3 separate regions of the Homo sapiens genome follow, and all the other regions are linked to region 1. A link is a contact called in ENCODE Hi-C or POLR2A ChIA-PET data. All regions are on one chromosome and are shown on one strand. The core of a region is the stretch at or near the end of the contact, and the rest is flanking DNA. Distances in the headings are between cores, read along the strand shown. Region 1 holds the start of ATP23 (ATP23 metallopeptidase and ATP synthase assembly factor homolog). Region 2 holds the start of TESPA1 (thymocyte expressed, positive selection associated 1). Region 3 holds the start of PYM1 (PYM1 exon junction complex associated factor).

Evidence for each region. A loop is a pair of places that touch in the nucleus more often than their neighbours do. ChIA-PET counts read pairs that join two places held with the same protein, here RNA polymerase II (POLR2A). Pooled maps may share reads with other maps.
Region 2: a loop to region 1 is called in a map of OCI-LY7, with 18 times the contacts of the local background. The contact joins the promoter of TESPA1 here to the promoter of ATP23 in region 1. A Hi-C loop is called at or near these places in 2 of 168 maps with a recorded cell type or tissue (CD8-positive, alpha-beta T cell and OCI-LY7) and 9 of 50 pooled maps. POLR2A ChIA-PET finds 5 or more read pairs at or near these places in 1 of 52 experiments (activated T-cell).
Region 3: a loop to region 1 is called in a pooled map, with 14 times the contacts of the local background. The contact joins the promoter of PYM1 here to the promoter of ATP23 in region 1. A Hi-C loop is called at or near these places in 6 of 50 pooled maps. POLR2A ChIA-PET finds 5 or more read pairs at or near these places in 2 of 52 experiments (Caco-2 and activated T-cell).

The regions. Positions count from the first base shown.
Region 1 is chr12:57,939,930-57,943,932 of GRCh38, forward strand. ATP23 (ATP23 metallopeptidase and ATP synthase assembly factor homolog) reads left to right here and starts at 1,638. Exons shown (of 6, transcript NM_033276.4): 1 at 1,638-1,959. The coding sequence starts at 1,773. RefSeq lists enhancers at 1,507-2,316, 2,773-2,942.
Region 2 is chr12:54,982,743-54,986,745 of GRCh38, forward strand. It overlaps TESPA1 (thymocyte expressed, positive selection associated 1), which reads right to left and starts at 2,020. Exons shown (of 11, transcript NM_001136030.3): 1 at 1,843-2,020. It overlaps LOC107984515 (a long non-coding RNA gene), which reads left to right and starts at 2,109. Exons shown (of 2, transcript XR_001749161.2): 1 at 2,109-2,223.
Region 3 is chr12:55,925,733-55,929,735 of GRCh38, forward strand. It overlaps PYM1 (PYM1 exon junction complex associated factor), which reads right to left and starts at 2,162. Exons shown (of 3, transcript NM_032345.3): 1 at 1,993-2,162. The coding sequence starts at 2,029. It also overlaps a transcript of DGKA not described here. RefSeq lists a silencer at 1,104-1,253 and enhancers at 1,272-1,852, 1,344-1,563, 1,604-1,773, 1,853-2,433.

The DNA.
Region 1 (4,003 bases), core at 388-2,887:
TATTGGGTACAATGTTCACTGTTTGGGTGATGGGTACACTAGAAGCCCAGACCTCACCACTACACAATATATCTGTATAATAAACCTACACATAAACCACCTGAATCTATGTATTAAAAAAGAAAGCATGAAAAAAATCCAAATAGTATTTCAAATGTATATAGGCTATGGTCCATTTCTAGGCATATCTAGCCTGCCTTCAGTATTCCAAACTAATCACACTGAATTGTAATGGCTTAGTTTTCCATATGTGTGTTTTAGTTCAATAACTGGATTGAAAGCTAGTTGTGTGGTCCTAGATAAATTATTGAATTTTGCTGAGCCCACTTTATCTGCAAATTAGAGATAATACTTACTTTGCAGGGTTGTAGTGAGGATTGGAAATAATGTATCCAAGGTGAATTTAATTAAAAAGTAGTTACTTTTTTTTTGACTTCTGGCTTTAATAGTCTATGTACATAGGAGTTGTTTGTATTTTTATAATATTCCAGATGAATGACTATCCTAGCATCCCACTCAATTTAGATATTGAGCATCTATGACACATAAAGCACTGTTCATAACCCTAAAGGCCTGCTGAGCCTATATTTTTCAGATATGTTTCTTACATAAACCACATGCTGCTCTTCATCTTTAGCAATTTTCTTAGTCATGTGTTTCCTCAGTCTCTTACACCTTGCCTGGCCCATCATAGTAGGTGCTGAATAAATGTGTGAGCTGAGTGGAATAATTTAGTAGGAAAAGAGAAACACACAAATTGGATAAAACCTGGCAGGCTACGATGAAAATGATTAACAGGTACAAAGTGCTTTGTACATTGGGAGATCAGGAGACATTAATTTTGATTAAGGTATCTGGGAATGCCCTGTGGAGTAGGCAGATTTGACCTGGGCCCCAATCATAGGGGCTGAGGCAAGGAGCTTAAAGATGGAAATGACAGTATGAGTTAAGGCTGAGAGGTAGAAGTAAACAGGGTGCGCTTTGTTATCAGGGAGTTATTGGTGGGGGGTGGGGCAGAAGAGTAGGGTAAACGAATGGGTACAGGTGGGAAGAAAAAATGTAGTTGGTTCCTACATTTTGAGGATTTTGATGTGACTAGTCATTCTTTATAGTTTTAAAACGTTTCTGAAAAACACTGCTTTCAATATGGCCAGAGGCATCTTTGGGCAGAGTGGATCTGAGGGATGGCAGGGGTCGGGAAAGTGGCGGGCCAGAAATGACAACTGGCTTGCCCCGGAAGAAGGCAGGGAGTGGGAGGATGGCCGAGACCTTCGGCGGCACAAGAGCAGTTAGTGGCCAATATTCGCCCCGAGGTGAGGAAGGAGTGTCTGCGAGGAGGCGGGACACCCTTAGAGCTCAGCAGGCAGCAGGAAGCTGCAGAACAACGCTTATAAAGACATGTCACCCACACTGGGAGGGCAGCAGCGAAATCCGCGGCAGCCGGGTTGTTACAGCCTTTGAGGGAAGTCGCAAGACCCAGCTCCGCCCAACAGCATCGGGCCCCGCGCCCCGCCCCATGCCCTCGCCCCGCCCCTCATCCCTCGCCCCGCCCCTCGCCTCTCGCCCCGCCCCTCGCCTCTCGCCCCGCCTCCCGCGCTCCCCGTCAGGTTCAAAGCCCCCTCCCGCCTAACGTCTTCAGCCCAGCCAGGCTGCCCTTCTTCCCTGCGGAGGGAGGGCCTGGGCGGTCGCGTTGGCGGGAGGGAGGTTACCTTTCCCAGTCTCGCTCTGGCCGCCTGAGCCAGGAGGAAGCAGCGGCGAGGTCTGCGGGAGGCATGGCGGGAGCTCCGGACGAGCGCCGGCGGGGCCCCGCGGCAGGGGAGCAGCTGCAGCAGCAACACGTCTCTTGCCAGGTCTTCCCCGAGCGTCTGGCCCAGGGGAATCCCCAGCAAGGGTTCTTCTCCAGCTTCTTCACCAGCAACCAGAAGTGCCAGCTTAGGCTCCTGAAGACGCTGGAGACAAGTAGGAGCCATGACCTGGAGGCTGTGGTTCCACAGAATGGGTCTGAGACCGGGTGGGCGAGGAAGGGCCTGGGCAACACCTGGCCAGGGGCTTCAGGTTCAGCACAGAGTCTAGACAGACTGGGCATCATGGGGGCTGGGTTGGGAGCCTGAGGCTCAGTTTCCCCACTAGAGGTGGCGCTGAGACCCTTTTCGTCGCTGTTTTTGGCTTGTGGAATGAATTTGTCTGCCCTTTTTTGTCACTCACTGTTGTGACAGATCCTCCGATTTCTTACATAAGTTATGCAGCCACACTGTGACTTCAGGGTAAGGGTGAGGCCAAGTTTTAAAGTGCCAGCCAGGTTAATTAAGGCACACAAAGGCTGTAAAAATGTAAAAATGTAATTAAGGCATACCAAGGCTGTAAAAATATAAAAGCAGTTTTGCAAACCTACCGTTCCTTGGAAGTGGTTCATGCATGAATGGGCTTCAGAGCGTAGAAATCCCTGAAATGGTCTGTGAAATCGTGTGTATGTGTGTGTGTGTGCCCCTAAGTGCATTTTTTTTTTTTTTTTGAGACGGAGTCTCGCTCTGTCGCCCAGGCTGGGGTGCAGTGGCGCGATCTTTGCTCACTGCAAGCTCCGCCTACTGGGTTCACGCCGTTCTCCTGCCTCAGCCTCCCGAGTAGCTGGGACTACAGGCGCTCGCCACCACACCCTGCTAATTTTTTGTATTTTTAGTAGAGACGGGTTTTCACCGTGTTAGCCAGGATGGTCTTGATCTCCTGACCTCGTGATCTGCCTGCCTCGGCCTCCCAAAGTGCTGGGATTACAGGCGTGAGTCACTGCGCCCGGCCCAAAGTGTATTTTTTTTTGGTCGGGGGAGAGAGTTAATAGCTTCATCATATTCTCAAAGAGGCCAACGACCCCACAAAGGTTAAGAACTGCTGTGGGTTAAACAGGGACACAACTGCCCATTGACAAATTTCTCTCCCGTCCCAGAGACATTGCACTAGAGAAGATTTCTTAATTCCTTTACATTGACATAGACTTCTTAAGTTTACTTTCAGATACATTCAGAAAATTAGTCTTAAACATACTTGTCCCAAAGCAAGGTTACTATTTCATAGCTAGTCAGTCACAGTTCAAAAGTCAACCACCGAAAGATTTTCCAACCTTCTTGGGATTACCTGCTTGTAGAGACTCAGGGAGGTAGGAGGAGGAAGGGGAGTTGAGGGTAAAAGGGGAGAGAATGATGATATTGTATTTACTGTACAAATATGTATTGAGTGCCTCCCAGGTTCTGGTGGGGGAAGTAGAAAGATGAGTTAGCACCCTGCCTTGAAGGTGCTTCAAAGTGGAATAGAGTGGAAAGAGTATGGGTTGCAGAGTTAGATGTGGGTTCAAATGCGGATCCCTTTCCTCAGGTGTGGAAGGTGACTTAACTTCTCTGATCCTCACTATCCTTATTGTAAAAAAAGAGAAGGGGAAAATACCTTTTTTAGGGTTGTTGTGAAGAATAGATTTTATGGGGCTGGGTACGGTGGCTCATGCCTGTAATCTCAGCACTTTGGGGAGCCAAGGCAGGGGGATTGCTTGAGCTCAGATGTTTAAGACCAGCCTGGGTAATATAGGGAGACCCTGTCTCTACAAAAAATAAAAAAAATTAGCTGGATGTGGTGGCTCATGCCTGCAGTCCCAACTATTTAGGAGGCTGAGGCAGGAGATTTGCTTGAACCCAGGAGGCTGAGGCTGCAGTGAGCTGTTATTGCATCACTGCACTCCAGCCTGGGCAACAGAGCGAGACCCTGTCTAAAAAAAAAAAAAGTACTGATTTTATGAATGTAAAGTACCAGCATATCAGGAGCTGAGCTGAATAAATGGTAGCTGTTTTTACAGTGGAAGGGCCACACAGTGGAGGAAGAGTGGAAATAGATAGGATGTGAGGAAGGTGGGGTGCTGAACATGAGCCCCAGTAGGAATCAATGGACCTTGATCTTCCAAGGGCAGGGTGGCTGGGAGGGTCTTTTGGTGGTATTAAAGTGTCAACCTGCAGCTTTAAAATGC
Region 2 (4,003 bases), core at 770-3,269, 3.0 Mb before region 1:
GTGTTAGCTCTGTGAATTCGTATCTTTAATTCTTCAGTTTCATTTCCTTGGTAATAAGCTCTGTCCTGCATATATTCATTTTTCTTCTTTCCTGCTTTTCTTTTTCAATATCTACACACTCTCTTCTCCTCGTCCCTCTACTTATTTGACTGAACTCTTTTCTCAATCTGAAATCTGTGTTTAGGCCATTCTGCATCAGGCCTGGGTGTTGTAAGGCACACAGTACTGTGGGTACTGGAATATCCACTTTGGTCTTGTGCCTTAGGTGGAAAAGAGAACAGTTGTCAGTTTGCAGGTGGAAATAAACGTGTGATCTTTTCCCCTTACTGTAGCCCAGAAGGAATCTTGTAAGTCACAGCATTGGCTGAGACGAGACCTCCATACTAGAATCCAAATCAAACATTGAACTGAAAATGACGGTTGGGGCTTCATGTTCACTACATAATGCTGAATCGCAGGGTTCCATCTTAATTTTCAAAAAACCCAAGAGTTATGAGAACATGTTGGTAGCGTGGTTGTAAATGGTTTCTAAACACCCTGGGGTGCATGCGAATAACTCAGATGTTAAATTGCTTTCTATCCCTTCTGCTATATCTTCAGCTTGTTATTTCTGATAATAGTCCAAGTAGAGACAGACAATAAACCTGACTTCCCTTCTTCCTACTAACACTTCATGCTGCAAGACAATATTGTGAGATCTTTATCTCTAATCACTCAGCTGAACAACTATTGAGTCTGATACTTGGACACACAAGTTGAAGGTTCCTACCTCCAACCTCCCATCCTAGGTACTGCCCTGCACCATCTAGAAAGTCTCCTTACCTCTCTACTCAGGACCATTTGTGGTATACAGAGTCACTAGTACTTCCCTGGATATCTCCTGTAAATGCTCACAGTCTTGTCAAATCACTTCTGTGGAACTCTCCTTTCTTGTCCTTGCCCTGCCCTGGGGACCCACCCTTTTTCTTCCACCCACTGGTGAGCTTAGTGGCACAGAAGGGGCATGGGAAAACCCCAGGGTGGAGGATCTTTCCACTCCTCCATCTACCCCAAAACTCATGTAGGTGGTGATATGCTCTGCCTGCTACCACTGGGGCAAGGGGTGTTGGAGGAGCATGAAGCCCCCAATATTATGTAGGTCACTGAGAAGGCAACACATCCATCTATCTATCTTTGAGATGTGAACCCTGAAATCTGGTCCTGATGGTGGCTATCCATCTATCTTGAGCCTCCCGGTGAATTTGACCTTACCTCACTCAAGTGTGTACATCCTCCCTCGTAGCTGACCTCAATATATCTTGCTGCAGTTTATCTCAACAAGTTTCTTCTACAGCTTCTGAAGAAAGAGGTCATACCCACAGAAAGCAAAGTTGATTTCAGCCAGGTACTCTCAATGGTTGGAGCTATGGACACTAGAGTAGGGCCTGAAATGAAACCGGGAAACTTCTTCCTTGAGAACTTTTCGATGTTATAATCAGATGGAAATTGCAGCAACAATGAGTTCAGCAAGACACAGAGAAGAACTTTGCAGGTGAGAAAGGTGAAAAAAAATTCCTAAAATGTTATTCAAGTCATCAAAGAGACCCAAGTTTTGAGAATCTAGAAAGATTACCTCTCTGATAATAAAGAGAAAACAAACAAACGAAAGCAAAAGGGCACCCAGCATCGTTCTCCTAGGCATAATGATGGATGCTTTTAAGGTTGAAGTAAGAGTGGTGGGAGATTTTCTCTTGATTTTCCCTTGACTTGACAGCCTGATTTTTCTCTGACATGTTTCCTTCTTTCTCCTAGCATCACCCTAAATCAGTACAGCCTTGAAACTGAGATAAAGGCTGTGCTTACCTGTCTGCTGGTAGAAAGCTGAGTTTGAGGCAAAGCAGTTGTCGAAGCTGGGCCGAGGCCTTCACAGGTGTGGGCACAGAGGTGAAGCAAGTGAGAAAGTATCATGTTGTAGATTATGCCTTTCTCCCTGAACTCATTCAACTGCTGTTGCCTGCTCAAAAGGGGAAGCGGAAATGAGAACACACCACACACACACACATCCACACATGTAGATGCAGTCCCCGCCTCCTGGCCCAGCCACATCCTTTGCTCCGGCTCAGGAGACTGAGCGAAGGACAAACCATCCGTAGACACGGTGCTCACAACTAGGAAGACCTTCCTGCCCCAGAGCTGCCTCTGTCTTTCCAGAAAAACAGGAGATCTTTTCCTATTAAGGCAAAGGTACAGTCCATTTAAAGAGGTGTGTGCAGGAGTCTTCCTACCATATAACTAGAATTCCACTGCTGCAGATAAATCCTTCTGTCCTCAGGAGAGCTGTCTGAAAATGGGAAAGCTCTCTCTCATAAATGATCTGGCGTTTATCTCAGAGAAGAAGTTTCCAGTCGTATCACACACTTGAGAGGGCTCTGAGCCAGTCGCTCTGTGTTGATAACTTTCATACTCTGGTAAATTCCCCCGAAGCTTGTTTTTGAATACTGACTACTTTTTTTTTCTGTTAGTTTCTTAACTTTGTTTTATGTTCAAACCACTTCAAAGTTTTTGTTTTTGTAGTAAATGACTGCTTTCCCCAACGTTTTCAAAGCTGAACTTTTAAAATCGGTTACACCCTGAAGATGTCTTCAGTTTATTGGTTTTCAGTTTGGAAAAGGCTTGTTGAACTCTAAAAGGTTTCTCCCAGGCCTCAATCACTTTCACCCACCGGGAGCATCCAGCACTGCTAACTATCCCTCCTCGCTTCTCCAGTATCTCTGAACACTCTTCTCCGTAGGATGCTGCTGCATTTTGGATATCTTCTTTCTGTCTCTCTCCTGATTCTACTGTTTCCTTCTTTAAATCATTTATTTATGAATGTATATCACAATATTTATTCTACAAGGCACTCCTCTAATGTGTTAATTGTGACTGATTTTCACATGTTCATTACCTTCTTTCTGATTTTTTGGCTATAGGTATAGTTAGATTTTTTTTTTACCATGTTTCTAAATTCCATTTCCAATCATCAATGGGACAACTCCATTGAGTATCCATAGTATAGCTATAATATGGTAGAAATAATCCTAAATAAAATTCTTGCTTGGCAAATTAAGTTCTCAAAACATTATTTTCTTCAAGTATAATGTGAGGAAAATAACAATTCTCTCTGTTTCTCACTCAACCCTTCTCCCACGCTATTCCTTTTACGTAGGCATGAAAATATCTAACATATTTTCTCAGGACATAGTAGATGCTAAATATGTGCTTCTCTGAGAATTAGCTTCACAGTCAACAAGTAAAATGCTAAATCCAACACGCCCTAATTCTCTTTATTTACTATTCTTTTCCGTACAAATTAACTATAAAAGCTGAACTAATGGAAACTTAACAACTCTTTTAAATCCTAAGTTTCTAGAATTCAATGTTTTCCTTAACAGTTGTTTTCCAATATGTTTGGGAAATGGAGAATATAACTTCGGTAGGGAGTTTGGAAATATGTGAGAGAGATTTAATTTTCAAAGAAATGGGAAGCTGATACTGGTATTTAGTACCTGAGGGCCAATGATGATAAGTGCTTTTGAAGGGATGGGACTCTTCAGTATAAGGAATAATTGTCCTGGCCCAAATGTCAACATTTTGTTAACATTGATAGTTTGATGGTTAGGAGAGCAGGCTTTAGAGTGAAGCTCTGGCATCAAGTAGCTCTGTAGTCTTGGATACGTTAACATCTCTAGGTCTCAGTTTGTTAGCTGCTAAATGGGGATAACCTTACAGGAGTGGTTGTAGAGCTATAAGAATAAAGGAATACAGAGTATTCAGTCCAGCGCCTACCTTACAGCAAATGCTCAAGAAATTGCAGCTATTTTTAAGACTCTTGAAATATAATAGTTTCTTTTAACTTTTATTTTAAGTTCAGTGGTACATGTGCAAGTTTGTTACATAGGTAAACTCCTGTCATAGGGGTTTGTTGTACAGATTATTTCATCACCCAGGTATTAAGCCTAGTACCCAATAGGTATTTGTTTTG
Region 3 (4,003 bases), core at 912-3,411, 2.0 Mb before region 1:
CATAGTCACGGAAAACAGAAAACAGCTTTTAGTGACAAGGTAAGGTAAGATGTGATACCTGGATTTTCACGGAGTCAGGGTAAAGAAAATGATTAAGAGTAAAGAGAAGTATACTGGATAAGTAGTATTTTCAAAACACACATTAAAAGTTGGTAATTCATGAAGGAGCTACTGGGTAGAGAACAGAAGGAAAGAGGTAGTACCACTTTAAATTGTGAGGTTGGGGAGAAGTAGCAGCAACCTGGGTTGTCATCAGATACCATAAAATAGGTGGGCTGAGGTGTAAGGAACATGGAAAGCAGCAGAGCAAGAAGCAAAATGGCACATTTTAAAACACCGTGTGTACCAAGGCACAGGCACACTGTTGCTTCTACAGACTACAGACTACACATATGAGGGCTACAAAAACAGAAACACTTTGCACTTGCACAGTATTTTATAAATTGCTTTTACATATATTATTTGATCATCATTGAGTAGCTATTACTACTATGCATATTTTCCTAAAGATGAGGCCATTAGGAAGGGACAAAACCATGATAAAAGCTGTGATTCTCCGTTTCCAACACATACACCTTACATACACAGCAGACACTTCAGCATCTCGGCCAGCCAGGCTGCAAATTCTTCTCTAGCCAGAAGGAATAGTGGGTTTTATTCACTTGTCAAAGGGCTTCGGAGAAAAGCCACTAGATACTTTCCTGTTTGCCTTTTCCCACCTTAGACCCCTCAATTTCTATCACCATCACGGGAGAAGGTAGCGAAGGGTGGCTCCATCAGGGAGAAAACTCAAGCTGAAAGTTGTATTAGGGTCCTCTTCCCTTCACACCTCTAAACCTCAGTGACCCAACAAATGAAGATACGGGAGAGGAAAAGGTACTATGTAGAAACGAGGAGGTCTTCAGCAAATAAAGCTTCGAGAAAAATAATGAAAACGGGACTGGGGTAGGGCAGAAACCAAGTATAGCTGAGATGGGGGAGGGGAAAAGAAGGAGGGCAGGAACTGGAGGGAAATGAGAGTGTAGAAGCCCCCAAGCCTGAAGAACCTAAAAGAGATATGAGTGGTCCAACTGCTGGAGAAAAGCTAAGGGCCCGTGAGGGTCCTGAAGCAGGGACCAGCACTGAAGGACCCCAGGGTTTGGGTGACCGGAAGCAGAGACCCCAAACACGAGACCAGAAGGGGGCGCAGGAGACACCCCGTAGGAGAGAATGAATGGGGAAGGCGGTCCGGGGGGCGGGGCAAAGGAGGGGCCCCGGGATGGGCGGGGCACAGACCCCTTTCCAAGTCCGAACCCCTGCCCCGAGAGCCCGGAGAGAAGCGGCTCCGCGCCTCCCGCACTCACCGCCGGTCTCGTCAGTAACATAGGGAGTCGCCATCTTGAAAACGCAAACCACTTCCGGCGTGAGCGGGCTGGGGTCCCGCCCCCCTCCCCACCGGAAGTGGAGTCCCGATCGTAGCAAGCCACCATCTTAGTCTTAAAGGGAGAGTGCACCATTTCATGGGCGGAGGTGGAGGAGGAGGAAGAGTGGAGAAGCTGAAATAGTTAATAAAATAAAGCCGTGGGCTTTTTACTGCCACCGATACCATTACTGAGCGCTTGCTGCCTGTAAAACAGTCCTCAGGGAGCCAAGAGAAGTTCCGAGGCACAGTCCCTCTCATCCCCAGGAACTCCTCGTACGTCCAGGACCTGCGAGGGAAAAGGGCGCAAGGCCCACCTGCACCCAAAAAGGGGGCCTTATAAATGAAGAAAGGAAGAATATCCAGGCTCTGGCCTGCACCCAGATCTCAGAGCGGCTTGGTGACGTGGAGCAGACAAACTCCAGGAACGCACTGGGGCGCACAAGTGTTTCTAGGGACGGTTGGAGACCCTATCTAACCCTAAGAAGGTGGGGAGGTCGAATTCGTGTGCCGATTGCTGTCGGCCAACCCACTCAACCACCAGAGACCCGCGGGAGGGGCGTGCAAGGCGGAGGGCGCCGCGGGTCGGTCACCTGTCTCCGTAGCCGCAGGGCTGCCGGCAGCTTCCATGGCCGAAGAGGCAGCGGACCAGGTTGGGCGGGCGGCCCTGGCCTGGCTCTGCCCCGCTGGGCGGCGCCGGGGATTCGGCGGCGAAGTGATGAGGGCCCTAGTTGCTTCTCGCCCAGACCTCCTAACCCTGAGTGCCTCCTCGGGCTGGGCCCTAGGGTCAGAGGGCAGGGTGAAAGCTTCTGGGCGGACCTACTTAGTATTCTAATTAAACTCGTCCAACCGCTGAGGATCTAAAGCGGGGCAACTCGCCAATAATCCGGTCCCGTAGTGTCACTCCATTTGTAGTCCTGCCCTGCGCCGTACCTCCCTATTCTGCAGACGAACCCATATGGTCTCCCTCCGCCGCCCATTTCAGCAACTGTTGTTCCTTCAGGGCTAAGTCCTGTTAAACTTGTTTCCCCTACAGCCTGAGAGGAGCCCGGCTGCAGGTTCCTCTCCTCAGGTGTCAACTCTGCCCTCCTCCACCCTCATATAGCTTTTTCCTTATCAACCCTTTTACCTTCCTGCTTATATCCCCACTTTGGCTTAGTTTAATGTCCAGCAGTACCCCTGGAACCAGGGAGGAGGCAGGAGGTAAGTATTGGTGACTACCTCCAACACTAGGCAGCATGTCCCATTTAAAAAACAAAACAAAACCCAGGCGCGGTTGCTCACGCCTGTAATCCCAGCACTTTGGGAGGCCAAGGCGGGTGGATCACGAGGTCCGGAGTTCAAGACCAACCTGGCCAAGATGGCGAAACCCCGTCTCTACTAAAAATACAAAAAAATTAGCCGGGCGTGGTGGCGGGTGCCTGTAATCTCAGCTACTCGGGAGGCTGAGGCAGAGAATTTCTTGAATCTGGGAGGCGGAGGTTGCAGTGAGCCAAGATCGCTCCACTGCACTCCAGCTTGGACGACAGAGTGGGACCCCGTCTCAAAAAAAAAAAAAAAAAAAAAAAAAAAAAACTAAAAAACTGAGCAATGGCTGACTAGGACCTTTATAAGACAAATTAGGCCTCAGAAGTTTTCTGGGGGCCGCAGCTTGCCTTCCTTCCCATCCTCCATGTCTGTGACTTCCACTAGAGGCCAATTCAGAATGTCTGGGGGTGGGGCTCATTTAAAAAGTATTTCCAGGCCGGGTGCGGTGTCTCATGCCTGTAATCCCAGCACTTTGGGAGGCCCAGGTGGGCAGATCACTTGAGGTCAGGAGTTCGAGACCAGCCATGGCCAACATGGTGAAATCCCATCTCTACTAAAAATACAAAAATTAGCCGGGTGTGGTGGCGAGTGCCTGTAATCCCAGCTACTCGGGAGGCTGAGGAATGAACCTGGGAGGTGGAGGTTGCAGTGAGCCAAGATCGTGCCACTGCACTCCAGCTTGTATTATAGAGCAAGACTCAGTCTCAAAATAAATAAATAAAAAGTATTTGCATACGATACACTGTTATTGCAAGTGTTGTGACACTGTGGTCTTAAACCCTTGCTCTCTTTTCACCGATTGTACTTCAGCCCTGCAGGGTCTAACATCTTGTCCTTAACCTTGTTATGATTAGACGTGAGAGTGTGGGATGAAGCCTCTAAGAACTAATGGGATACGTTGGTCTTGACTGAACTACCTCAGGAGTGGTCTCTGCAGCTTTCAGAGGCTGCTCAATAGACCTTTGTGCAGGAGGGAAACCTAAAGTCGCCCCTGTTCACTACCAACCCTAGGCCCCCTTCCCACCCCCAGACATCCTGCCTCAGCACTAGGGTTGACAGGAAGTGAAACTCAATTGTCTGCTTAGTAGACCTGCCTGGGACCCAACCCGGGGCCCCGGATGTGGCCCCCCACCCTGAGGAGGAACAGGGCAAAAAAGGCCGGGGAGAACAGGCTGTTGTTTTTTCCTTTCCCTTTGTTCATTGCGGTTTCTTTCTTTCTGATTTTTATGATGTGGTTGATTAAAGAAATGAGCACCTGGAACCGTAGGCATTAAACGCCTCCTTCTTAGATGTTTC